Regions from separate parts of the Homo sapiens genome. Here region 1 is linked to region 2. A link is an interaction called in ENCODE POLR2A ChIA-PET data of the cell type or tissue named here. Cell type or tissue: MCF 10A. All regions are shown on one strand. Links, peaks and the distances in the headings refer to the core of each region. The heading gives the core; the rest is flanking DNA.

Region 1 (12,268 bases), core at 2,006-10,005, 110 kb after region 2:
CTCGCTATGTTGCTCAGGCTGGTCTCTAACTCCTGGGCTCAAGCGATCCTCCCACATTGGCCTCCCAAAGTGCTGGGATTACAGGCATGAGCCACTGTGCCTGGTCAAAATAGTTTTTTCACATAGAACTCTCTGACCTTCCTGGAACTGTTTTCTGTATATGGTGTGAGGCTGAGATAGAGTTTTACTGTTTTCTGGGTGGACAGCTTGTTGCTACTGCAGCCCTGTTCATGAAGCGCTCTGTTCTTTCCCCGCCGGCACCGTGGCCACACACCAGGTGTGTGGGTCTTTTCTGGGCTCCACCTTGCCTCTCCACGTGGCTATGTTATCTTTCCTGTAGAGTCTGGTGCACATAGAGCTGTCTTCTCTGAACTCCCATCGCCCTAGGAATCCTACCACCTGGCTGGTGAGGATTTATTCTTGTTTTCATTGCCTCAGTGAAACACAGTCCAGATGTGTTGCTGCTGCCAGATGGAACCGCCCAGAGCCCCCTCTTTCTCTTGCTGCAGGGCCTTGGATTCCCACCACTGCTCTCACCGCAGATCAAGTGCCTTCCCTGAGCCGCTCTCCCAGTGCTGGCTGTGATGACCCAGCCAAGCCTGGATTTCCCTGTTTCCTGAGCCGCCTCCACCTGCTGCACCTCCCACCTCTGCATGTGGCTGAGATGTCCCACCCCTCCCACGCCTCCCCACTGTTCTTACTAACTCTGCAGGAAAGCAGGCTCCGGGGCAGAGCTGTGGGGGCAGGGCATCATCCCGGCCCCCCAGCTCTTCCCACAGAGCCTGGCACTCGATAGAGATTTGGTTGACATCTAGTGATGAAAGCAGCCCCCACACACTTTCTCCTGAAACCAGCAAAATTCTCCCCTTTATGCTACCGGGGGGCTTGGCACCTGCGTTCTAGGGCTCGGTAAGGGTTGTTTATTCCCCCCCCCCATGCAGACTTCAGTCCTGCGCGATTAGTTGCATCATAATCCCTCTAGCTTTTTTTGCCTTTGCTTCAGAGTTCAGCTCCACTAATTAATAGTCAGGGGCAGGAGGGTAAAGGGTCCCTCGGAGTTGGAGGCTGGGAGTTGGATGATTGGAACAGTGACCACAGAGCTGCATGTTAGAATCACCCACAGGGCGTTTAAAATGCAAACTGATGCCCAGGTCCCTCCCCTAGAGTGTCCAGTTAGTCTCAGGGGAAGAGATCAGATTTTAAAAGCTCTCCAAGGAGCCAGGAGGGCGTACCTTTCAGCCTGATGCTGGGAGCTGCAGGCTGAATGTGATGTGACCGCTGTGTGGTGAGATGTCTCTCCCCGGCGGGACTAGCTGATGTCTGCACACAGTCCAGATCTATCACTGATTCCCAACTTCAGCAGTGAAGTTGGGGTTGGTAGGGGAGTGTGATGGGCATTAACAGTGCCGACACCTGCACCACCGTCTCACACACACAGGTCAATTTCCAGATGCGTGCAGCCCTTGAAGGCACAGGGAAGGAATTCTTTTCCCCTTGTCCCCATATTTGAAGCAATTACACAGTTTTCATTTGGCTTGTCAGGCTTCCCAAGCAGCGGATGGAGAAATGAGTTTGAGTTTTGGTTTGAGAACACTGGTGGTTCCCAGGCAGATCCAAAGTAGGGCACATTCTAGATGAACTGAGCCGGAGCGGGGCTTTCCATTCAGCTGCCCCCTCCACATTGCAGTGTCATTGGGAAGCCTCGTGGCTTTTCCTGGAATTAAATGCTGGGTGCCCAGTGGCCCCTGAAGCTGGGGAGAGGCAGGCAGCTGATGTGTGGGAGAGGCAGGCAGCCGGTGTGGGAGTCCCCAGCCCAGAGCAGAGTGGCCCACGAGGGGACAGATGACACTGAGAGGACAGGCGTGCACTCACTGGGGAAGGCTGACCGGCCAGCACCAGGAGATTTCATTCTCATTAGGGCAGCCGTTCGTTTTCCTCTTCTCTAGCTACTTTTTTTCCCTGGAGGCACTGGGAAGGGTGTCCTCGGCGTGTTTGATTTCTAATCCGGCTGTGGAAGTGTGAGATGGAGAGTGTGGGGCTCCGGTCATGGCAGCTCCGTTTTTGCATGCATCCGCGAGGTGGGACTTTAGGTTCCCATGATCCCATGTCTCCGGGCATGGAGGTGGATCTCAGGGGAAGCTGGTGCCAGCCTGCAGGCCATGTGTGACCTGGCGAGGCTCAGAGGCTGTGGGGTCTTTGGCTCAGACTGAAAACCTCACTAACATCAAGTCTTTTCACATCTGGGGCTGGGCGCTTATCTGGTGCCCTTGGAGGCGAGGTCTCGGAGGAGAGATGGGTCAAGGATAATGGAGTTCAGAGTGACGCTCCCTGGAGCCTGGGCCCTGAAAGTCACCTTGCGTCACGAAGAGAATTTCTGCTCTGGGAGAGGGGAGTCAGGCTGTCTTCCAAGCCCCATCCCCTGCCTCAGTGGGTTGTCTAGAAGAGTCCTGGGTGTGGGAACACACAGACACACAGACACACACACACACACACACACACACACCCTTCAAATTTTAGCCCTGTTTTTATGAGTTCTGTGACTGGGTGGTTATGGAGCCCCTCGGAACCTCGGTCTCTTTGTTGGGGGAGTAGGTGAAAGTTGCTGTGCCTCCTTGCCAGGCAAAGCTTAGAATGAACAGCCCTGACAACCATGGTGATGATGTCTTGAGAGGCCCAGGGTCAGTGCGCCAGAACCCCGGGGTTGGTGTGGAAGCTGCGAGTTAGATGGAGAGAGCCTTGGCTGTAGACAGACCCAGGTTCAAATCTCAGCCCTGCAAGGTTCCCGCCGGGTGACCTTGGCCTTGCTGCCTAACATCGCTGAGTCTCAGGCGCCTTGTCGATGACACAGTGGTAGCAGTTACAGGATGTCCCTCGTCAGCTTGGTGTGATGGGGTTGTGCTCCGTGTGTGCTGGCATATGGTGGGTACTCAGCAAACTGTGTGTGTGCGAATGGGAAAGATGGTTCTCTTCTTTATGCCCCAAGTGGATGGGAGAACTCTTTTCCACGCCCAGGGCACTGGAAGGCATCGCTGAGCTTGCAGCCAGCTGCCTCGGCCTGCAACACCCTGCATGCCCATTTGTGGGCTGTGGGCACTGAGGCCTGCCTGGCTCCATGCAGCCACCGCCAAAAGCTGTCCTCACAGGAACCCGATGCCCTCTCTCAGGCCTCTTGCCTTCATCCATAAATAATGCCCGTTTCACATTCAGCCTGCCCCTCCGAGAGCTGTGATCCCTTCCAGGAGCTGGTGTCAGCTGGGATTGGCATGGCCACTGATGCTAAGGGGCACAGCACAGGTGTACCTGGACCTGTTGTGGCTCTACCTCCCTGCCTTTGCTCAGGCTGTGCCCTCAGCTCCTATGTGCCTTTCGTCTTCCCCATCCTCACAAACTCTGTCAGAGTCCTGCTTGCTCTTCAGTGCTCAGCTCGAGTGTCACCTCCTTCAGGAAGGAGGCCCTGATTTCTCCTGGTCAGCACACCCTGTTCTCTGCCCCTCTCTCCTGGGCTGCGCCTCCTTGCTCCACTCTTTGCGTTGCAGTAGATGTGGTTATTCTTGCAGCTCCTTCATTAGGCCAAGGGTCCCTCACAGGAAGGGATGTGCCTTTGACCAATAATATACTGCCCCTGCCCGCCGACCCCCGCTGGTCCTGTGGGTGGCTGGCTTTGTGACCTTGGGCTACTCTGAGCATTCCTTTTTTCCTTTGTAAGACGGGGTTCTGCATGGCAGGGTCCTGTGGAGATTGGAGGAGCAGAGTTAGCTCTTCTGGCACTGGGGTAGGTAAGCAGCTTCCTTTGCCATACTGGGAACCTTCATTGTTCCAGAGGCTTCTGCCCAAAGAAAGACTGTTCAGCCGCTGCTTTCTCTCCCCCTATGATGGGGAACTCACCACCCCACTGGTAGCCTGGACTGTGATGAAATCGATAACTCCTTTTGGGTCTCAGATTAGAGGATTCTCTCTGCTCTCCAAGAATTTCTGTCCTTTGGTGACCCTTTGGAATGCTGGGATCCAGGGAGTAGGCAGGCCTGGAGTTGCGGTATCTCCCAAGTCCCTCGAGAAGATGGGGCCGTCCCCAGGCTCTGGTGGCTCAGCTCACAGGGCTCTTTGGTGAACCCACACAAGGAGAGCGCCCCAGGCCTCGCTGGGGGAAACCCGAAGTGCTCATGCCTCAGAGGTGTAGGGCGGCCAGGAACATGCAGCTGCAGGACCCGCTGGGCCTGGCATGCGGGCAGTGGCCACCTCGGGATGAAGCAGCGGCCAAGGGTTAGTGCCTGCTGGGTAGGAGGGGGCACTGCAGGATGTGTGGCCAGTGTGGCCCTTCTGTTGCCTCCAGCCCAGGATGGGTGGTGCTGAGCTGGAGGGTGGGGAGGACTGCCTGGGAAGAGGAGGCCGGCTGCTACCCGGAGCCTCTAGGCCACCACTCCCTGGGTCTGTGGCTGCCACTTTGCCTCCTTGACCCTCAGTTTCTTCATCTGTAAACTGGGGGGGCCTGGTCACCTGCCTCATGGTGAGGAATGTTGAGGACTAATGTGTGTAAGCCACACGATTGCTGTTCGGTAGATGAATATGGTTATGGACGGGTTTTTCTGGAATCTGCATCTCCGTCCGTGTCCCTGGTTCTTGGAGCTCCCCGCAGTTGGTGGTACCAAGAGCACTGGCTTAAGAGCCTGGAGCCCGGTTCTCCCTGGCCCTGCCCTGCCTGTTACTTGGTGCACCTTTGCACCTTGTTTCTGCACTTTGTGGGAAGTACGTGTTCGTTTAATGAGGCCCTTCCACCTCATGGAGCCACCAGCCCTGAGGCTGCAGCTGACTCCTCTTAATGAAGTGGAAGGAGAAGGGGATTTAATCAGCCAAGCTGCTGCGCTGAACGGTGGTATCAGCTGTCTTGCACAGGGCCCATGGAGGTGCTGGGCAGGAGCCCCGATGGAGGCCTGCGGCTTGGAGTGGCCAGGTCTCCTGCTAATGACCTGCCACGAGCCTGCCTGGCCCCAGACCTTGCAGAAATTGACCAGGGCTGGGAAGCCATGCCGTAGGGCCTTGCTCAGGGGGAGGGGCTGGGAGGCAGACCTGGGGAGGGTGCACAGCAACTGGAGAGTCAGGCTCTGTGTGTCACCATGTGTCACCATGTGTCCCTGTGTGTCACTGCAGCTCCCTCGCCCCCAGCCTCCACCTTCTATGGAGAGAGGATAAACCATATTTTCTCCTGAGTGGTCACAGACACTGTTGATGCCCAGCCCTGATCCCTGAGGCACTTCCTGTTTCTGAGCCCACGGCTGTATCGCCTGCTGGCACCTGCAGCTCTGCCCAGGAGCCCTTCCTGTCCATTCTCCTCTTGGGCAGTGCTGGGACGTTAATACTCCCAGTGAACCATTGGACAGGTGGGGTGACTCCGAGCCCTAGAGCTCACCGGCAGAGTGGACACCCCTTCCATTGGCTTCTTCCCTTCCCTGCCTCCCTTCTCTACCCCTCTCCCTGGGTTTCCTGGGGTTGCCACCCACATAACCCACGTGAAGTTGATTCCTCCTCTCTCAGTCTGCACCCAACCTGAGATATAAGATCATAGGGAGGCGTGTGTGAGACAGGAGCATCAGGCACCGCAGAGTCAGATGCAAGGAGCGTGTGCCCAGAGCCCAGGATGCTCTGCCCCCTGTAGCCTCGGCAGCTCCTTGTCTGGGGTTCCCCAGCTTGGGGTGCGGGGTGCTGTGTCACATGCATGGCTGAGCGCTCCTGAGGAGCTCATTGCAGCTACTCCTTCTGGTGGGAGATGGTGGGACGGAGCCAGGGAGGCAGCTAAGAACAGGTCCCTCCAGGGATGAGTTCCTATTAGGGCTGCAGACATTTTTCTGGAGGCTGACTGTGTGCCAAGTGCTGAGCTAGGGAAGGAAGGTCACAGAGGTGATGGGACATGGCTTCTGGCCCCCCAGTTCTTACTGTTCTGGACACAGCAAAGTCTGGAGGGGAGGTGGAGGTGACATCATCTTGCCAGTGTGAAAACCAGGCCAGGAGGGGGAATACCACCCAGCCCCTGCCTCACAGCTTCCCAGAAGGCCAGTGAGTCCTGGTCCCAGTGGCAGGACCCAGTGCAGGGTATCTGGGATGGAGCCGGCACAGCGCCAATGGGGAGGGCTTGGCAGACCTGCAGGCTCTGTGACTCCCCCCACCATGCTGCACAGCTTTCCCCCACCCCCTCCTCATGGGAGCAAGGGATCCATGAAGAGGGCGGGGTGAGGGGAGCTTAGGTCTGGCTCCTGGACACAAGAACGTTGTAGGGAGACACCCTCCTCCCCGGTTGGCAGCTGGATAGGGAATCCCCCAGAATTGGTCCGATGGCCCCCAGACGGGTTAGGGGAGCACCCCAGGGGACCCCTTGGCCAGGCCAGCCCAGGGTCACCTCCCTCATTTTGCCCTCAGGCAGCCAAGCTGGGAAATGATGTCCCCTCCCCTGTGGCTCCAGCACTCATTACTGTAAACCCTGGGATTAACTTAATTACCCGCTCATCTCCAAGAGGCTGGGGCTTGCAGGCACCCAGTGGGATCACGAGTTTTGAGGCTGCCAGGAAGGACAGTCCTCCCGGGGAGCCGGCCCTTCCCGGGGTCTCCTGCCCTCCAGCCCCCGCCTGGGAGTGCCCAGATCACTCTTGTTCTTCCTGTCTGAAGAGTGCCTGCTCCTGACCCAAGGGTGACTGACGCCCGGCTCACTGGCTCCTGGCAGCCTGGAGAGCTCTTCTAGGGAGCTGAGTGTGGGGAGAGGGTCAGGGTGGTGGGTTTAAAATGTCCATTGCTTCATTGGGTGGCCATGCATGTAATGTGAAGGTGCAAGAGTTTAATCCGTTCCCCCCCCTTTTTTTTTAAAGACAGTCTCGCTCTGTCGCCCATCTGGACTGCAGTGGCGTGATCTCGGCTCACTGCAACCTCTGCCTCCCGGGTTCAAGCAATTCTCCTGCTTCAGCCTCCTGAGTAGCTGAGATTACAGGTGCCCACCACCACTCCCAGATAATTTTTATATTTTTAGTAGAGATGGGGGTTTCACCTTGTTGGCCAGGCTAGTTTTGAACTCCTGATCTTAGGTGATCCGCCCGCCTCGGCCTCCCAAAGTGCTGGGATTACAGGCATGAGCCACCGCGCCCGGCCATTCTTTTTTTCTGAAAGAAGGATTTCAGAACTAGACTACAAGTCGATTATTTGAAAATTAACAAGAAACGATGTGAATAAATAAAAACCCACTGGTTCCCTCATCTGAGCAGCCGCACAGTCAGGATTTCTGTGGACTTCCTTCCTGAACTCACGTCAATGCCTGGATATTTTTAAACGTCGCAGCCATTGTGCATGTCATTTTGTGTCCAGTTCTTTCCACTGGCATTTTAAGTGTTTTTCCATATTGTTTAGGAGAGAAACTTTCTAAACATCATTTTAATGATGACAGGGTAGAACCCTCAGCTGTTGTTGGACAAATAGTTATTTCCAGTTTTGGCCACTCTGTCTGCTTTCTTCATAATTATAATTAATTCTTTTTTTTTTTTTTTTTTGAGATGGAGTCTCACTCTGTCACCCAGGCTGGAGTGCAGTTGTGTGATCTCGGCTCACTGCAACCCCCGCCTCCCAGGTTCAAGTGATTCTCCTGCCTCAGCCTCCTGAGTAGCTGGGATTACAGGTGCCTGCCATCACGCCCAGCTAATTTTATATTTTTAGTAGAGATGGGGTTTCACCATGTTGGTCAGGCTGGTCTTGAACTCCTGACCTCAGGTGATCCACCTGCCTCGGCCTCCCAAATTGCTGGGATTGCAGGCATGTGCCACCGTGCCCAGCCTAGAATTAATTCTTTAGGATAGATTCCACTGGAATTACTGGATGGTCTAAAATATTTTTTAAGAGTGTTATGTTGTTATTTTGAAATTTAAAAGAAAAACCCAATGAAGCCTGGTGGTCTGCAGTGTATTTTATTCTGCATAGCTGCCTGGGGTTTGGGGTAAACCTCAACAGATGGGTCTGTCAGGGGCAGCCCCTTGGTCTGGGGCCGTGGGTGTGTGGCCACCTGTCTGTGCCTACAGGTGGCCCGATGTGGGGGATGGTAGCCTGTGGGTTCTGAGGTGAGGTGCTGGCTATGGGCAGGCAGGGCATTGCTGGCGACCTGTGGGATGGCCTGTCTGCATCCCTTCTCCGGATGCCACCTGCCAGCCTGATCACTGTCTTTAACCCTTACTGGGAAGTGGGTGTGAAACCCCAGTTGTATCTGAGGGGGCGGACTGCTCAGACAGGAGAAGGGTCACCCAGCGAAGGTGCTGAGGCTGACGGGGCAGCTGTGGACTTGGGTTCCAGCCCATCCCTCCTCCGATTGTGGGCTCATGGAGAGGGAAGTGCTGGGAGCTCCTCGCTCACCCTGTGGGAACCAGCAGGGGGAGGCGGGTGGGCTGAAAGTGCACCCACCTCCTGAATGGTTCTGTGGCAGCGAAGGGCAGAGAACAAGTTAGTGCCCATCTTGGGCTGTTGGTCACACACAGTGGCTGGGTCCTCCCCCTGGCTCAGGGCCATCCCCGGGAGCACAGTCCCATGGGGGTGCTGTGGTGAGCAGGGGCCCTGTGGCCGTGCTGAGGATTGCGCTGCGGAGAGCCTTCAGGAGAGTGGTGTGACTGGGAATGGCGTCTTCTTTCTGAGTCTCTGCCAGCTTCTCTCCAAGGCTGGGGCTGTCAGCTCTGCCCAGGGTGGCCAGAAACACTGGGTCCTAAAGACTGACCTGTGGCGTGGGCCTGGGTAGTGGGGAGAGGGGCTGGAAGGCTCACCTGCTGGTGGTGGGGACACTTTGTTCCTTGTGGCCTCTGCACCTGGAAAATGAGGATGGTAGCTGCTTGTCCTTTGCAAGGCATCAGATGCAGGGGGTACCACGTGTTCCACATGGGACAGTGGGTACCCCCCACCCGACTCCACCCAGAGGGAGACCCCACACGTGGGTCCATAGTCATTGGTGCGTTCTTGTCCTAGCTCTGTCAGAGTGAGGGAGCCGGAAGGGTCTCTGGAGTTTACTTGGTCACTGCTTCCCAGCTGGTGTTCCAGGGAGCCCTCCTGTTAGTAGGGTACAGGACATGAAGGTTTGGGGAGCCTAGGCTGCACCCTACCTCCCCATGCTCAGAGGGACCCAGCACACCCTGAATGCTGAGGCCTCTTCCCATCACACCGCTTTGCTTGGGTGGGCATGGGAACTGTTTGTCGGGGTTGATAGAGTAATGAGTAAACTGAGGCCAGGGAGGGAGGGATCAGGGCTGGTGAGGTGTGAGGCTCTGAGGTCACCCTGAGGGCAGGGGTGGTCTGCCTGGCAGGGCGGGGAGGCTGGGCCTGGATGGGGAGCTGCCCTTCTCTCCTCTCTAGAAGGCCCCACATTCCTGGGAGGTGACTGGGCTGGAGGAGGAGGGGAGGCTGGTTTGCGCTCTTCCCCAGCAGTGAGTGCGGCCGGGCCGGGCTCCAGTACCTGCTCCTGCCTGTGGCTGGGCCAGTGGCTCTGCTGGGCCCTAGGCCTGGTCCAGGGCTGAATAGGGGGCTCCCAAGCATCCTTTTATTGGTGTGCTGGGGGCAGACAGATGCTTCATTGGTCCTGTGGTTGGCATGGTGGTCCTGGCTTGTCCCCAGTAGCACCCAAGCCCCTGTCCCCCCAGGCATGTTAACAGCCTGTGGAGTCCATCCCCAGCCCTGAGGTGGTGATGGGGACTAGATAGCTGGCTGTGTGTGGTCAAAGGGGCTGATGTCTCTGCTTCTGCAATCGAGGGTGAGCGGCATGAATCTGGGAAGACCCTGCGTCCTGTTGTCGGGTGGGCCGGTGGGTGGACAGCTGTCAGGGTGGATGGGGTCTGGGCTGGCATCTGGGCCAGGTGATCTCTGCGAGAGATGTTAATAACCCATCCCTTACCAGGTGGCTTCGTGGCTCACAGGGGTACTTGGGACAGCCTTGCTTCCCCCTTGCCTCCTCCTTCCAAACCTGCTGTTGCTGGGTGGTCCCCCGGCCTGTGTTCTGGGTCCCGTTCCTGCCTCTCCTCCCTTCCCCCAGCCCTCTGCCCTGAGGGTTTGCCCTGGGCATCCTGGCAGCTGAGCTGACTCCCAGCCTGGGGGGAGGCAGGACCAGGGGTATGGGATGGCTGGACGTGGGGGTGGGGATGGGATTTTTTTGTGTTTTCCTGATGTGACTGGAAAGCAGGGTCAGTGTGGTGAGGGTGGGTGAATTTCACCCTGCACCAGTGGTCTGCATAGATAGGGCTCCCTTGGCCTGAGGTCAGAAACTGGGGACACATGACCAGGGTGTTCCACGGGGTTCCCGACTGTCATATGGGGAAGGTGGCTGCTCACCTGCAGCATATGCTGTGGGCACACATAGCTTGTGAGAAGTTCCTGGGTGATCAGGCGAAGTGGACTGGAAGGATCCCAGATGCTGACTTGGCAAGTTCAGGAGTCTGTTTCCCCACTGTGTAGAGGAGGGGGCTCCCCGGACCCCGACCCTGGGGTGGGCTGTGCCCTGGCTGTGTTTGTGAGAGCTCCATTTGAGCCTGCAGCATCTTGGAAGCTGAAGGAATTGCTCCAGGGCAGGCTGGCGAGGCCACCCCCACACCCCCCACCTTTCTACAGGTCCTGAAGGTCCTGAGAAGGGCTCAGAGGCCCACAGCGAGGGCAGCAGCGGGTCCTGCAAGGCTGGCCTCTGTGTGTCGTGCCTTGGTGTCAGGTGCCCTATGGCCGGAAGCCTTTGGCCACAGGCCGTGCTGTTTCCACAGGGCGGGCGAGGGCTCGGAGGGGCTGGGGCGTCACCTGGCTGTGGGGTGGGACTCCTCAGACCCAAACCTTCCATGCCGGGTCTGGGGCCAGTCGGGGTTGCGCAATGGGGATGGAGTCTGCTGGAGGCTAATGTCCCCCTTCCTCTTGTGTCCTTCCAGATCCCTCATCCACCTACATCAGGCAACTGGAGAGCAAAGTGAGGCTGCTGGAGGGTGACAAGCTCCTCGCACAGGTAGGCCGGCTTCGGGTGGCGCTGCCTTGAGGACCGCGACCCAGCACCCACCCCTCCAGCTCACCCAGGGCACCCTTCCCCTTGGGACCTAGGCTGTCCCCCCAACTGCTCCCACTGCCACCTGTCACCTCCTGGAAAGTGGGGTCAGGGACCTAACCCTGGCTCCCACACCTCTGGGCTTCCCTCTGCCCAACCTTCCATGCTGACTGCCCAGTATGCGAGCTCCTCAGGGCTGGCCCAGGGCCTGAGAGGGTGGACAACACCCAGTTGATGAAGAAATGGGCTGCTTCACTCCTCTGGCAGATGGGCAGATCCAGGCAGGAGATGGGGCAGACTCACACGGAAGCCTCCCCGCCTCTGCCGTGCTGGACTCACTGGCCGGTACCTCCCTGGGCTGGGTTCCCCTCCTCCCTCCTGGGCCCGACCTCACCCACAGACAGATGAGGCTGCTACCCCTGTGCAGAGCTGGGCAGCAGGGGCACGGCGTGGGAGGGGTTGGCTGTAGGGGGGAGGTGGGGTTGGGTGAGGGGCTGTGCCTCTTGAGTGTGGCTGGAGCTTGGAGGGGACGTGTGACTGCCAGGACAAGGGCTTTCCCTGCTGCAGGTGGGGCAGGCGTGGGGGCTGCCGAGAGGAGGCTATGGGCAGTCACGCTTGGGTGTTGGGGGCCAGCTGGCTTGGCGACCTCTCAAGCCGCTCGCTCCCCCAAGCCTCCGAGCCCTCGTGCGCATCCCTGGCTTCATCCCAGTCTCCCTCTCCCTGCTTTTCCCACTGCGCCGTGAGCGGTCAGCCTGGGATACCCAAGGCGTCTCTCTGGGAACCAACCGCAGGGATGGCTCAGCTGCCTGGCCCTGTTGCTAGGTGACCAGCCAGGCTTGGTGCCGACTGCCCAGCTCAGGAATTCCACGGCACCCTCTCTGCCCACTGGGCGGCTGCTGGGAGGCTCACGGCCCCAGCAGGGAGCACAGCTCCCACTGAGGTCATCCTCACGTCTCACCCCTTTGTGGGCTGTGGGGAAGGTTCCCAGGGCCTGGTGGGATTAGCAGAGTGCACGTTCCTCATTTGGCCTCTTGTGAACTCTCCTCCACACCCCGCCCCCCACTCCCCACCACCATACAGGCGCAAGTGCACAGCCAAGCTCTGAATGGCAAGGCTGGCTTTTGTAATTTCATGCCTTGCTGTCAGGTGCCCTATGGTGAAGGGCTTTGGCCACAGGCCGTGCTGGCTTCCCAGGGCTGGTGAGGGCAGGAGGGGCTGGGGTCTCACCTGTCTGTGGAGTGGGGCTCCCTAGAC
Region 2 (12,268 bases), core at 2,852-10,851:
CAGATGGGAAAGCTGGGTCCCCGGGGAAGGGGCGGATCTGGGAGAGGAATCCAACTTCCAGGGGCCCAGGTCAGGTATCTCTCTCAGCTCCAGGCTGCAGGCTGGACACAAAATCAGAATTCTCCCACTAGCTTCAGGCATCTTCATGTCTTTATTCCCTCTCCTTAGGAACCCTATTCGGCTGCTGCCAGAGGAGGTTGCATGGAAATAAGTAAGAAACACCAGGCTGGGCACCGTACCTTCAGCCTGTAATCCCAGCACTTTGGGAGGCCAAAGCAGGAGGATTGCTTGAGTCCAGTTCAAGATTAGCTTGGGCAATGGAGCAAAACCCCATCTCTACAAAAAATGCAAAAATTAGCCAAGCGTGGTGGCACATGCCTATAATCTCAACTATTCAGGAGGCTGAGGTGGGAGGATTGCTTGAGCCTGGGAGGTGGAGGCTGCAGTGAGCTGAGACTGTGCCACTGCATTCCAGCCTGGGTGACAAAATGAGACCCTGTCTCAAAAAAAAAAAATCACCATATATTAAGCATGTACTCCTTCCTTCCTTCCTTCCTTCCTTCCTTCTTTTCTCTCTCTCTCTCTTTCTTTCTCTCTCTTTCTTTCTTTCCACACTAGATTCTAAGTGATATTTATGTATTAACTGATTCAGTCCTTAAAACCACCCTAGGGGCAAGTACTATGATCATCTCCATTTTGCAGATGAGGTAGCTGAAGATAAGGAAAGGTGAAGTAACTGGCTCAAGGTCACCTGGCCAGTAACTGAGCCAGAGTTCAGACCAAGCCGTCTCAGCCTGCCCTTGGGCCTCTTTAGTCCTCAGCTTTCTCCTCTGTAAATGGGACAAGGTGGTCACGAGGCTCCATAAGCACCCTTGGGGACAGAGCCTGACTCGAAGGAGGGTTGTGATGTAGGTTTCCCTCCCCCATCAAACCTATTTGGGATGTGATTCATCCTCCTCCCACAGCAGGGTCTCAGTGGGTGGTACTGCTGCCCTAGAGCACGGGGGCAGGGCAGCAAGGCTCCAAGGCCACAAGAGCCCCACCTCCTCCTCTCCCCATTAGGAGGCCCATGGGCAGCCACTGTTCTCTCGGGTCTTAGTTTCTCAACCTTTGCAAGCTCCCTGCAGTCCTGGCTGGGGTGGGGTGGGGCAGGGCTCCAGGCCCCCATCAGCTGTTGCAGTGACAAGCTGTGGCTTCCCCAGGAGCAGGGTGGCCCTGAGTGTCCAGGAAATTGTTCATATTCTGCCCTCCTGCCCATCAGAACTGCTGTCAGGCCCAGAGCCCATGGTTCTCAGGAGGGAGAGGAAGACCACGGGACCCGCACTTAAGCAAGCCTCCAGTCTTTAATGCCATGAGTTGTGTGTCTATCATAGAGGTACTGAGGCCTGCAGCAAAGGCTCACCATACATCTCAGGAGAAAAGCGGGTGGATGCGGGTGTCCGGCCCACACCTAGGGGCCCCTGTCAGAGCAGCGAGGCACATGTGCAGGAACGGGCGCACACATACACTCCCCTTTACCAAGGAGCCAGTCCCAAGGAGCCAGTGGCAGCAGCCAGGGGCGCGAGGGCACTAGGTCACTTACCCGCTCATGAAATCCCCAAAAATGTAGAGGCCGTTCAGGTTGGGGTACTCGCAGCCCCGGTACACGTAGCCCCCTGTGACCGACTTGCCAACCGTGTGCGGGTAGGCGAAAATCGGCAGCAAGTCATCTGCGGGGTGGGAGGGAGAGAAGCTTCGGTGAGCCAGCGGCGGGAAGGTTCATCAGCCAGGAGAATTCCGGAGGGATTCCGCGGGGGTGGGGCGGCCACGGAGGGAGGGGCGTGCCCACAGCAGGGCTGGCGTGCCCACAGCAGGGCTGGCGTGGTGGAAAGCGTGTCTGCAGGGGTGCCAGGTGGGGATGGAGCGAGGAAGAACTCAAGAGCGCTGCTGGGAGGCCTCCAAGGCGCAGGGAGGCTCCGGGTGGAGGCGGGGGCAGTCACCGAAGGAGGCTTTGGCTCACAGCCCGTGGAGTTGGGGTGGGGGCAGATCCAGGGTCAGGGGGTGCCTGGGGTGCGGGTGGTCCCCGAGTGAGGCCCTGCCGCACAGCCCATAGAGTGGGGCCGAGGACAGACTCAGGGTCAGGGATCTCCGGGGGGGGGGGGGTGCGGTCTCCGAGGGAGGCCCTGCGGCACAGCAGGTGGGGTGGGGTGGGGGCGGATTCGGGGCCGGGGTCCCCGGGGCGCGGGCACTCACTGAGAGAGGTGTTGGCGCACAGGCTGCGGTCGTAGCACTCGAACCCTTCGCGCGCGCGCCAGCCATAGTTGCCGCCGCGCTCCACCACGTCCACCTCCTCGAACTTGTTCTGGCCCACGTCGCCGCAGAAGAGGCGCCCGCGGCCAGTGCCCGAGGAGGGGTCGCCACGGTCGAAGGAGCAGCGCCACATGTTGCGCACGCCCAGGGCGTAGACCTCGGGCTGCGCCGCGGGGTCGCCCACGAACGGGTTGTCGGGCGGGATGCCGTAGGGCAGGCCGCGCTCCTTACGGTCCACGTCGATGCGCAGCACCTTGCCCAGCAGCGCCGACCTGCGGGCGGGGTGGGAGAGGGCGCGGCTCGGGGTCGCCCTGAGCCAGGGCTCACGGGCTCCGCGGGGCAGGTGCTGGGGCGCCGGCTGACCGCTGAGCCAGGTGCAGGGTGAGCCTAGGCTGTGGGGCCAGAGACCCTGGGATGCTGTCCGCCTTAACTACTTACAGCCGGGTAACCATTCATTCACTCAACATGCATCCCCCACCTTCCTGTGCGCCAGGCCTGTCCCATGCGTTGGACACAACACATCATCTATTTCGTCTTGTCCTCACAACAGTCGTTTAGGTAGGTGTGTCCTAGTATGATCCCCACTTTACAGATGTGGCAGCGGAGCTCAGAAAGCTCAAATAACATCGCCCAGTTGCCGCACCGCTGGGATCCAGCCCAGACAGCCTGGGCCCAGAAACTCAAGCTCTTTACCACACACTCTGTGGAATCTTGGTGTCCTCAACTGTAATAGTAGAGTGGTCCCGCTCAGACCATTCAGTCCTCCCGGACTGTGGTATAGGGTGAAAATTCCACTAGAAAAAATGACTTGTATTTACAGTTTTCTTCCAGTACTCGGCACTGTGACCAGCACATAGTAGGTGACCATTAAGTGCAGAGTCAGTGAATGAAGGATTGCAATCAAAGCCAAATGCACCAGCGTGCGGGTTGGTGGGGAGAGGGGGAGAGAGCAGAGGGGTGCAGCCCTAAGCTCCAAGCAGCTAAGGAGGATAGCTCATGACAAAAGTGACGCGTGATGGGAAAAATCTGTAATGTGCTTAAAGACAGTGCGGAGAACATGCCCTTCTCAGCGGTGATTTCTGATGCACCGACTGAATGCATCAGTTTCCCTTGCTGTTAGCATTTTGGTGTCCTCCCTCTGGGTTGCTTTTCAAGGCAGGGTTTGTGAAGCTGTATTCCATCATCCTCACATAGCGTTAGCACCCACACCTTTCCCTTATCAGTAGGGACAGCAAACAAGTATCCTCTTTCACGGTGATGAAACGCTCCCACCCGATATATGCCTTGTGATCAAGCCCCTGTTGCTGGCCTTCTACTTTCCCCCGTAAATTCCTCTCATACACTCCAGCCTGCTGAACACCATCCAGATCACACCCCTGAACCCACGCGTCACATGCCAGGATTCGATATCTAAGTGGGCACAACTTGTAGCAGCAAAATAATGTTTTTAAGTTCTGTCCAATTATCCATTAATCCTTAATTTCTGTTTTCTCAACTTCATCTCTAAACACATCCCAAACGTGAGAAAGCTGGGATGATGCTTACACTGTCACACGTGAAAGGACAACTCACAAATTGTGAGCACTTTAATTACTGTAATCAACATCATACTTGCTATTTTTACTTCCTGGGCTGAGGAAGGTTTTACCATTTTGGCTAAGGGAATGGGGGAGGCTGACTTGAGACTCCTGGACATCCTGTTTACACTCCCAAGACTGTGTGTATGTATGTGTGTGAAGGTATGTATGTATGTAGATGTGTGTATGTGTATGTATGTGTGTATGTGTGTGTACATGTGGATGTATGTGGATGTGTGTGGATGTGTGTGTATATGTGTGTGTATTGTGTGTATGTGGTATGTGCATATGTGAATGTGTGTGTGCATGCATATGTATGTGTGTATATGTGTGTGCTGTGTATATGTAGCATATGCATGTGTGTATGTGTGTTTGTGTGTGTATGTGTGTATATATGTGTGTACATGTGTGTGTATGCATATTTGTGTATGTGTGTGTGTGTAATGGAATGAGATCTTGAGCTCATTTGCTCAAGCCAGGAAGTGGGTAAAAGAGCAAGACTACACGTTAACATCTGGGTCTTCCTGAGGGACCCTGGGACAGGAGCCCCACGTGCTGTTGCCACCCTGCTCCAGCCAGCTCACACTTTCCATTCGGCCTGGGAAGCATCCCTTCCCTTCTTCCAGCAGGGGTCTGGCAGGGCCAGGCTGACCTTAGAGAAAATCCCATCTGCCCTGAGGCTCGCTAATGCACCTCTCAGGCGCCTGTGCCCAGAGGGTCCTGTGCCAGGCCCTGAGCAGCCATGATTGCCTTTACTCCTTGTGACAAGCTGCCTGCAGAGTGGACTTTTACCCCCTCTAACTGATGAGGGCAAGTGACTTGCCTAGGCTGCCCAGCTAGCTGCAGGCTGAGCTGGGACCCAGAACCTTTTCTCCTGCCCTACAATGCCTGGCCGAGGAAGGAACTCACCCTCTGGAAGAGTATGAGAAGCCCAGGGATATGGAGACCAACCCACAAGCCAATCAAAAGCTGAACATACTTGTTTTGGGCATTTCCAAATGTCCCAAAGGGGTCTCCGGCCATCCCGCCATCTCCAGTGAAGATGTAGAGGTACCCGTCATCCCCGAAAAGCAGCTGGCCCCCGTTGTGGTTTGAGGCTGGTTCTTTGACCTCCAGGATTATCCTAAAGGAAGATAAGGGCCCCTAAAACTCAGCCTTCCACGCATGAGCCAAACACACAAAACAAGATCACGGTCTCCTTGGATGTCATTTCACAATGGAAAAGACCTTCCTTCCTTCCTTCCTTCCTTCCTTCCTTCCTTCCTTCCTTCCTTCCTTCCTTCCTTTCTTTCTTTCTTTCTTTCTTTCTTTCTTTCTTTCTTTCTTTCTTTCTTTTCTTTTCTTTTTGCAGACAGAGTGTTGCTCTGTCACCAGGCTGGAGTGCAGTGGCACAATCTCAGCTCATTGCAACCGCCGCCACCCAAGTTCAAGCGATTCTCCAGCCTCAGCCTCCTGAGTAGCTGGGATCACAGGTGCCCGCCACCATGCCTGGCTAATTTTTGTATTTTTAGTAGAGATGGGGTTTCACCATGTTGGCCAGGTTGGTCTCAACCTCCTGACCGCAAGTGATCTGCCCACCTTGGCTTCCCAAAGTGCTGTGATTACAGGCGTGAGACACCATGCCCAGCCTGGAAAAGACTTTTCATATCCTTTACATTAAGTGATTTTCCACAAGGAGCTAGTAGGTAGAATGAGCAAAGTTAATGCACTCTATCGTGCCAAGGAGGACCTAAAGGCTCAGAGAGGTTGAGCAACTTGTCTAAGGTCACACAGCCCACAGGTAGCAGAGCTGGGATTAGAACTCAAGTCTTCTCGTTCTGGCCTAGTGTTTTGTTTTGTTTTGTTTGTTTCTGCTCTCCATTGCTAGCACCTGCCCTGTTATGATTATGGGAAATTGTCGACCTAGTCACTGACACAGCTGGTTTCTTCCTCATCATAGCTTCCCACACACTAGTTACTTATGTTGAGCTCATCTTATGTACTCTCTCATTTGCAGCTTCTAACGGTGGGCAGGACGGTGTGCGGTGCACTCAGCGCCACACTCACCCTACTCAGGAACCTCCCTTACTGCCATTGCAGGAAACCTACCACCATACTTCCCAGCCAGCTGGCTTCCAGTTTGGGTTGGTGGGTGGAAGGGAGAGACCAGGTTTCTTTGGCTTCTAGCCCTGCCTCCGGAAGTGGTGGCTGCAGAGACAGCAGGGTTGGCTGGTGAACGTGGACTCCTGGGTTTCCACCCAGCCATCTTGGTACTAAGAGCAGCAAAGTCCACAGCACAAAGGACTTTTTCCCTTTGTTCCTCCAACCCAAGAGTGGTAGCAGCTTCTTACAGTTACTAGTCTTTAAGTAACTTAACCTTCCTCCTCTCCTTCTCCAGCCCTCCCAATGCCTTAGTCATCCCTGTGTTCAGTTTCCTCTGACTGAAATACTTAGGGTGGTTTAGGTTTTCCAGGATCGGTCACTGATTTCTCAATCCCTTCTTTTTCTTTCTTTCTTTTTTTCCTTTTTTGAGACTCTACCACCCAGGCCGGAGTGCAGTGATGTGGTCATAGCTCACTGTAGCCTCGAACTCCTGGGATCAAGGGATCTTCCTGCCCCAGCCTCCTGAGTAGCTGAGACTACAGGTGCATGCCACCATGCCCGGCCAATTTTTTAATTTTTTGTAGAGATGAGGGCTCTCAGTGTGTGGCCCAGGCTGGTCTCGAACTCCTGTCCTCAAGCGATCCTCCTTGCTTGGCCTCCCAAAGTGCTGGGATTACAGGTTTGAGCCACCGCACCCAGCCTATTAATCCCTTATCCATACAAATAAGAAAAAATTAGATACAGAAAGGTCAAGTGACTTGAACCCAGGACTTTGATTTTTCAGAGCCAAGACTGGAGGACTTTTCTTTGTGAGGCCTGTGCATATGATCTGGTGAGCAATACAGAGCTCCAAACTCCAGGTTCTCCATGGAGAGAACAGCTCAGACTTTCGGTCATCCACCCGGCATTGGGATCTCAGCTCTGGGAGGAGAGACTGACAGCGGATTCAGGCAAGGATAACCACTCATTCCTGGCCTGCCCTGAGCCTGCTGTGCCTACCTTTCCCCAACAGTGAGTCAAGTTCTAGGCTTGACTTTGTGAGGTCACCAGAGGACCTTTGCTGAGCCCCCACTCTGAAATATGTTCATCTGTGTATTTTGTGTTCCACCTCAAGTCTTTATCAGGAATCCATTTTTAAAAGTCACCACTGAAGACACATCCATTCTGTCCCTCCATCTCCCCTCTGTCAGATCCATGTGATAAACTTGGTCTCTCTTGGAGAACTGGCTGTACAGGCTCCTGTAAGATCTGATAATTATGTTTCCTCCTTTCACTCTGGCTGCCAGGAAGCTCATAGTCAAAACTAATGCTGTGAATCATAAAGCTTCACATTAGCCTTCATAGCTAACATATTTGATTTCTCCTCCTTTTTATACATTCGGTGTCAAGATTTTACAGTTTTATCAAACACACAATGTGCTGTTCTTTGCCAATTTGCCCTCACACCCAGTCCTGGCCCTCCCCCTACCTCCTCTCTACTGCAGGGGGTCAGCTCCTATGAACGACATTTCCCAGGCTTCTTAGATAGCTGGCCTCCAGCGAGGTTCAGCCAGTGGACAGCATTGGCAGGAGCCTGGAGAGGGAGGAGCACTGGGGTTTTTCCCCTTCTCTGCTTTAAGCAGCTTCTTGGCAACAGCTGCTCCTTCTCTCGGCTCCACCTCCTCCTGCCCAGGCCAATTATGGCTCCAGCTTCCACTGGGTGTCCCCAGCTCCAGGGCGCCAGTAACCCCATCTTCTCACTTTGTCCTCCCGGCCCAAGGGGTAGAGGCAGCTTCCTCCAGTTTTTAACCTCAGAGTCGCTGCCTTCCCCAGGTTGCCTTTTTTCTTTTTTCTTTTTTTTTTTTTTTTTTTTGAGACAGAGTCTTGCTCTGTCATCCAGGCTGCAGTGCAGTGGCAGGATCTTGGTTCACTGCAACCTCTGCCTCCTGGGTTCAAGACATTCTCCTGCCTCAGCCTCCCGGGTAGCTGGGATTACAGATAACCACTACCACACCCAGATAGTTTTTGTGTTTTTAGTAGAGACAGGGTTTCGCCATGTTGGCCAGGCTGGTCTTGAACTCCTGACCTCAAGTGATCCACCTGCCTCAGCCTCTCAAAGTGCTGAGATTACTGGCGTGAGCCACTGCGTCTGAGCCCTTTTATCATTTCTAACACATGAGTAACTGACTCCCAGGATCAAATTCTACCTATTGAGTTACCTGTTACAGGGTTTATTTCCTACTGGACTTAGACTGATACATGTGCCCCACGTGCAAGGTCAGGTCAGACCCATTTTGAAAACAGTTGGGGCATAAATCATCCACAGAGTGCAGGCTCTGCAGGCCTTGTTGAGAGGAGCAAAAGCCCAGAGGCAGGAACAGATGAACTTCAGGGCAGGAAGGAGAGCAAGTTCCCTGAGGCAGGGGATTCAGGTGGGAAAAAGGACCCAGTGGGGCTCAAGAATGGCACCTTCGGCCGAGGCGGGCAGATTGCCTGAGCTCAGGAGTTCAAGACCAGCCTGCGCAACACAGTGGAACCCTGTCTCCACTGAAATACAAAAAATTAGCCAGGTGTGGTGGTGTGTGCCTGTAGTCCCAGTTACTCAGGAGGCTGAGGCAGGAGATTTGCTTGAACCCGGGAGGCGGAGGTTGCAGTGAGCTGCGATTGTGCCACTGCACTCCAGCCTCGGCAACAGAGTGAGACTCCATCTCAAAAAACAAAACAAAACAAAAAAGATGGCACCTTCAGGCCAGAGCGAGGCAGGCTGGGGCAGAGGGCGGGCTTTGGAGACAACAGATCAGGGTTCCAGCTCTGACCCTCCCTCCCCGTGTGACCCAACACTTCACCTTTCTAAGCCTCCACTTTCTTATCTGTAAAATGGGAAAAATAATACTAGCCTCAGTGGGTTTTAGGAGAATCAAATGAAATGAAGCATCTAAAGTGCCTGAAATAAGAGTTGGTGGAGAAATGTCAGGCCTCACAGGCCAGATGGAGGGGTTTGGATATGATGCCTGTGTGAGGTCTGTTCTGTAAAACTGTCCTTCTCCAGGCCCCAAAGCATGAAATTCAGCACCCCCACCAGGTGTGTTAAATATTCACAATATGTGAGAACAGGATACCAACTGGTCCTGTCACACCAGTGCATATGGGTGCCTGCCCCCACCCAGGCCCGGGTTCCCCAAGGAAGCCACCTCTCAGAGCTGTGGTCCACGGCGTTCTCGTCATCCTCGGAGACTCTGAACTCGCTGATGCGGATCCACTCACTGCTGCGGATACCCACTGAGTAGTAGACGTAGAGCCTGCGGTTGTGCTGGAAGCTGGGGTGGAAGGCAATGCCCAGGAAGCCACGCTCGTCACCCTCCCAGGGCGAGGTGAGCACCACCCGGCTGATGTTCAGGAAAGGCTTCCCCAGCCTCGAGCGGTCGGGCAGGTAGGCCCACACCAGCCCCACCTGCTCGGCCACGAAGAAGCGGTGGGTGCCATCCCTGGCATGGACCATGGCCACGGGGTTGCGCAGCCCGTTGGCCACCTCCTCCAGGCACAGCTGCAGGCAGCCCTTGGCATCGGCTACCACGTGGCCCAGGTTTGAGTTGAGGTTCTTGTTGACCAGCAGGTAAGGGAAGCAGTAGTCCGTGTCATCCAGGGACAGGTAGCGGCAGAACCTGGCAAGGTTGCCCTCCAGCGCCCAGAGCTCCTGGTCAGTTGACAGGTGACGGAACAGCCCCCGGCACTTATGCCACATGTCCAGGCAGTAATCCTGGCAGAGCCCGGGCACCGTGCGCAGGGGCGTGAATGGGTCCTCGGCGTCATAGAGGTGGGCTGCATACGGCGAGCATTCCTGCAGAGACAGTAATGGCTCAGAGATGTTTTGTGGAGGTGCTTACCAGCCCAAGGTTACCTTGGGCGGGTCCCCCATCTCTCAGAGCCTCAGTCTGCTGATCCATAAAATGGAGACAACGCCATCTGCCTGTTACCACGATAAGCCTCAGTGACAGTAGCAAACCTTAGGTCTTAATGTTTGTGTTGTTGTTAGAACACTATTACTACTCCTATTAATAGCAGCAGCAACAGCAGCAGCTACTCTGGAGCACCTGCCGTATGCCAGGAAGAGTCTGAGGCACTGTCACCCACCCTCTCTGTGTTAACAGTGCGCCTCCGCCCCTACATCAGCACAGCTCACTGCTGCACTTAACTTGGGTTCCTGCCCAAGGCTCACCTCCGATCCTCCCTGACCACCCCGTCCGCACCCTCTAGTACCTTCCGGCCTCTATCTGTTGAAAAACAGTAAAACACGAAGTGCTCTCTAACTTGGCTCTGCCCATGGACAGCTCCATCATCAGCTCCTGCCTCTCCCCACCTCTCCAGCCTCCTGTCTACCTTCCATCTCCTGATACTCTGATATGGCTTGGATCTGTGTCCCTACCCAAATCTCGTGTAGAATTGTAACCCCCAGTGTTGGAGGAGGAGCCTGGTGGGAGGTGACTGGATCACGGGGCGGAGTTCTCACGCATGGTTTAGTTTAGTACCATCTCCCCTTGGTACTGTAGAGCGAGTGAGTTCTCATTAGATTTGGTTGTTTTAAAGTGTGCCCCCACACCATCTCTCTCTTGCTGCTGCTGTCGTCATGAGACATGCCGCCTCCCCTTTACTTTCCACCATGATTGTAAGTTTCCTGAGAACGCCCCAGAAACAGAGGCCACTATCCTTCCTATACATCCTGCAGAACTGTGAGCCCATTAAACCTCTTTTCTTTATAAATTACCCAGTTTTGTTTTGTTTTGTTTTGTGTTTGTCCGTTAGTTTTTTTGAGACAGGGTCTCTCTTTCTCTCTGTCACCAAGGCTGGAATACAGTGGCACCATCTCAGCTCACTGCAATGTCTGCCTCCTGGGCTCAAGAGATGCTCCTGCCTCAGCCTCCTGAGTAGCTGGGACTACAGGCGAGAGCCACCACGCCTAGCTAATTTTTGTATTTTTTGTAGAGATGGGGTTTTGCCATGTTGCCCAGGATGCTCTCGAACTCCTGAGCTCAAGCCATCTTCCCGCTTCAGCCTCCCATAGTGCTGAGATTACAGGCGTGAGCAACTGCACCCAGCCAGGTATTTCTTTATAGCGATGAGAGAAGAGACTAATACATACTCCCTGCCATTTCACACCTCTGAGCCTCAGCACAGGCTGTTCCCTTTGCAGGCATGCCCTTTCCCTGCTCTTCTCTGGCAGGCAGAATTCTCTTTATTCTTAAATCATGGCCATGGCCGTGGGGGAAGCCATGCTAACCAATCACAGCAGCTCCTGGGGTTTGGGGCAAATTGTGGACCAGGCACCAGGGCAGTGTGCCCATGAATCTGCATTTCCTCCTCAAGGCAACCATGGGAGGGAGGCCTGTTCTTATTACCACTGCACAGAGGTGGAAGCAGAGACAGCAGAAGGGAGCCCAAAGTATCATGTCACATGCCAGTGGGCTGGGGTTTGAGCCACGTCTGCTCAGCTCTACTGGCCAGCTCCCAACTACCCATCCCCAACGCCAGTTAAGTGTCCCCACACCACAGCACCCTCCCTGCACCCTACCCCTACAGCTCCAGGCTGTCTGCGGGCCTCCCTGTTAGAGCCGCCGGCCTGTGGCGTGGTCATTCTTTCTATCTGTGACTGACACCCTCCCCCACCTGTGAGTCCACCAGGCCAAGCCTGGGTCTGAGTCAGCTCTGGGCCCCCAGAGCTTCGGGGGATGCTCCTTCTGCAGTGGGGAGGTACTGACAGCCACACACTCCCTCCCCTCACAGGGAGGACCAGGCTGGGTTCCAGCAAGAGGCCTCTGGGACGTTTGGGGGAGGATTGGGGATGGGGGATGGCAGGCTGCCTCCCGGGGTGTTCTCAAGCCCCAGGCCAGGGCCCACTCACTCCTGTGACATGATTGTGGCTTTTGGTCATACCACAGCATGTCCTCCTGGCCCCTCTACTGCTGTGAGGCTAGGTCTCACCTGACTGGCCAAGGGCCACTTGGCAGAATGTCTTGGGGTCCTGGTCAGTTACTGTCCCAGGTACAGACCAGGGTGCCATGTCTTACATGCTCCCCTCTGCCAGTGAGCAGGCCAGATGGCCAGGCCTCAGGCCGCCGTGTGTGCTGTCCCTCCCATGGTTCACTGGGAACCACCTGTGGGTCAGCCGGCAGCTGCACGTGGACCAGGGAGGGGCTGTGTGCACACGTGCCTTCTTTCATCTCTGCAAGGTAGGGTCATTGTCACTATTTTATTTTATTTGTTTATTTTTTGAGACAGGGACTCTCTCTGTCATCCAGGCTAGAGTGCAGTGGCACAATCCTAGCTCACTGTAGCCTTGACCTCCT

What was found. Peaks named below come from ENCODE experiments on the same cell type or tissue, not always from the same donor. Only the 100,000 strongest peaks of a DNase experiment are listed, where the experiment ranks them.
Region 1: POLR2A ChIA-PET joins it to region 2 with 6 read pairs; 2 of 35 experiments call an interaction of 5 or more read pairs at or near these places.

Annotation. Positions count from the first base shown.
Region 1 is chr14:99,534,725-99,546,992 of GRCh38, reverse strand. It overlaps CCDC85C (coiled-coil domain containing 85C), which reads left to right. Exons shown (of 6, transcript NM_001144995.2): 2 at 10,905-10,978. LOC105370661 (a long non-coding RNA gene) reads right to left here and starts at 10,376. Exons shown (of 3, transcript XR_944200.4): 1 at 10,327-10,376; 2 at 9,458-9,552; 3 at 8,981-9,054. RefSeq lists enhancers at 1,227-1,961, 6,378-7,113, 8,458-9,049, 9,050-9,641. In MCF 10A, for the core only: no CTCF peak of the experiment used is centred there; a DNase peak (open chromatin) is centred at 9,392.
Region 2 is chr14:99,649,721-99,661,988 of GRCh38, reverse strand. HHIPL1 (HHIP like 1) reads right to left here. Exons shown (of 9, transcript NM_001127258.3): 2 at 9,119-9,765; 3 at 4,846-4,989; 4 at 2,233-2,561; 5 at 1,583-1,709. Among named protein-coding and RNA genes, the nearest start is that of HHIPL1, 11 kb to the right of the region's middle. RefSeq lists enhancers at 8,881-9,381, 9,382-9,882. In MCF 10A, for the core only: no CTCF peak of the experiment used is centred there; a DNase peak (open chromatin) is centred at 7,568.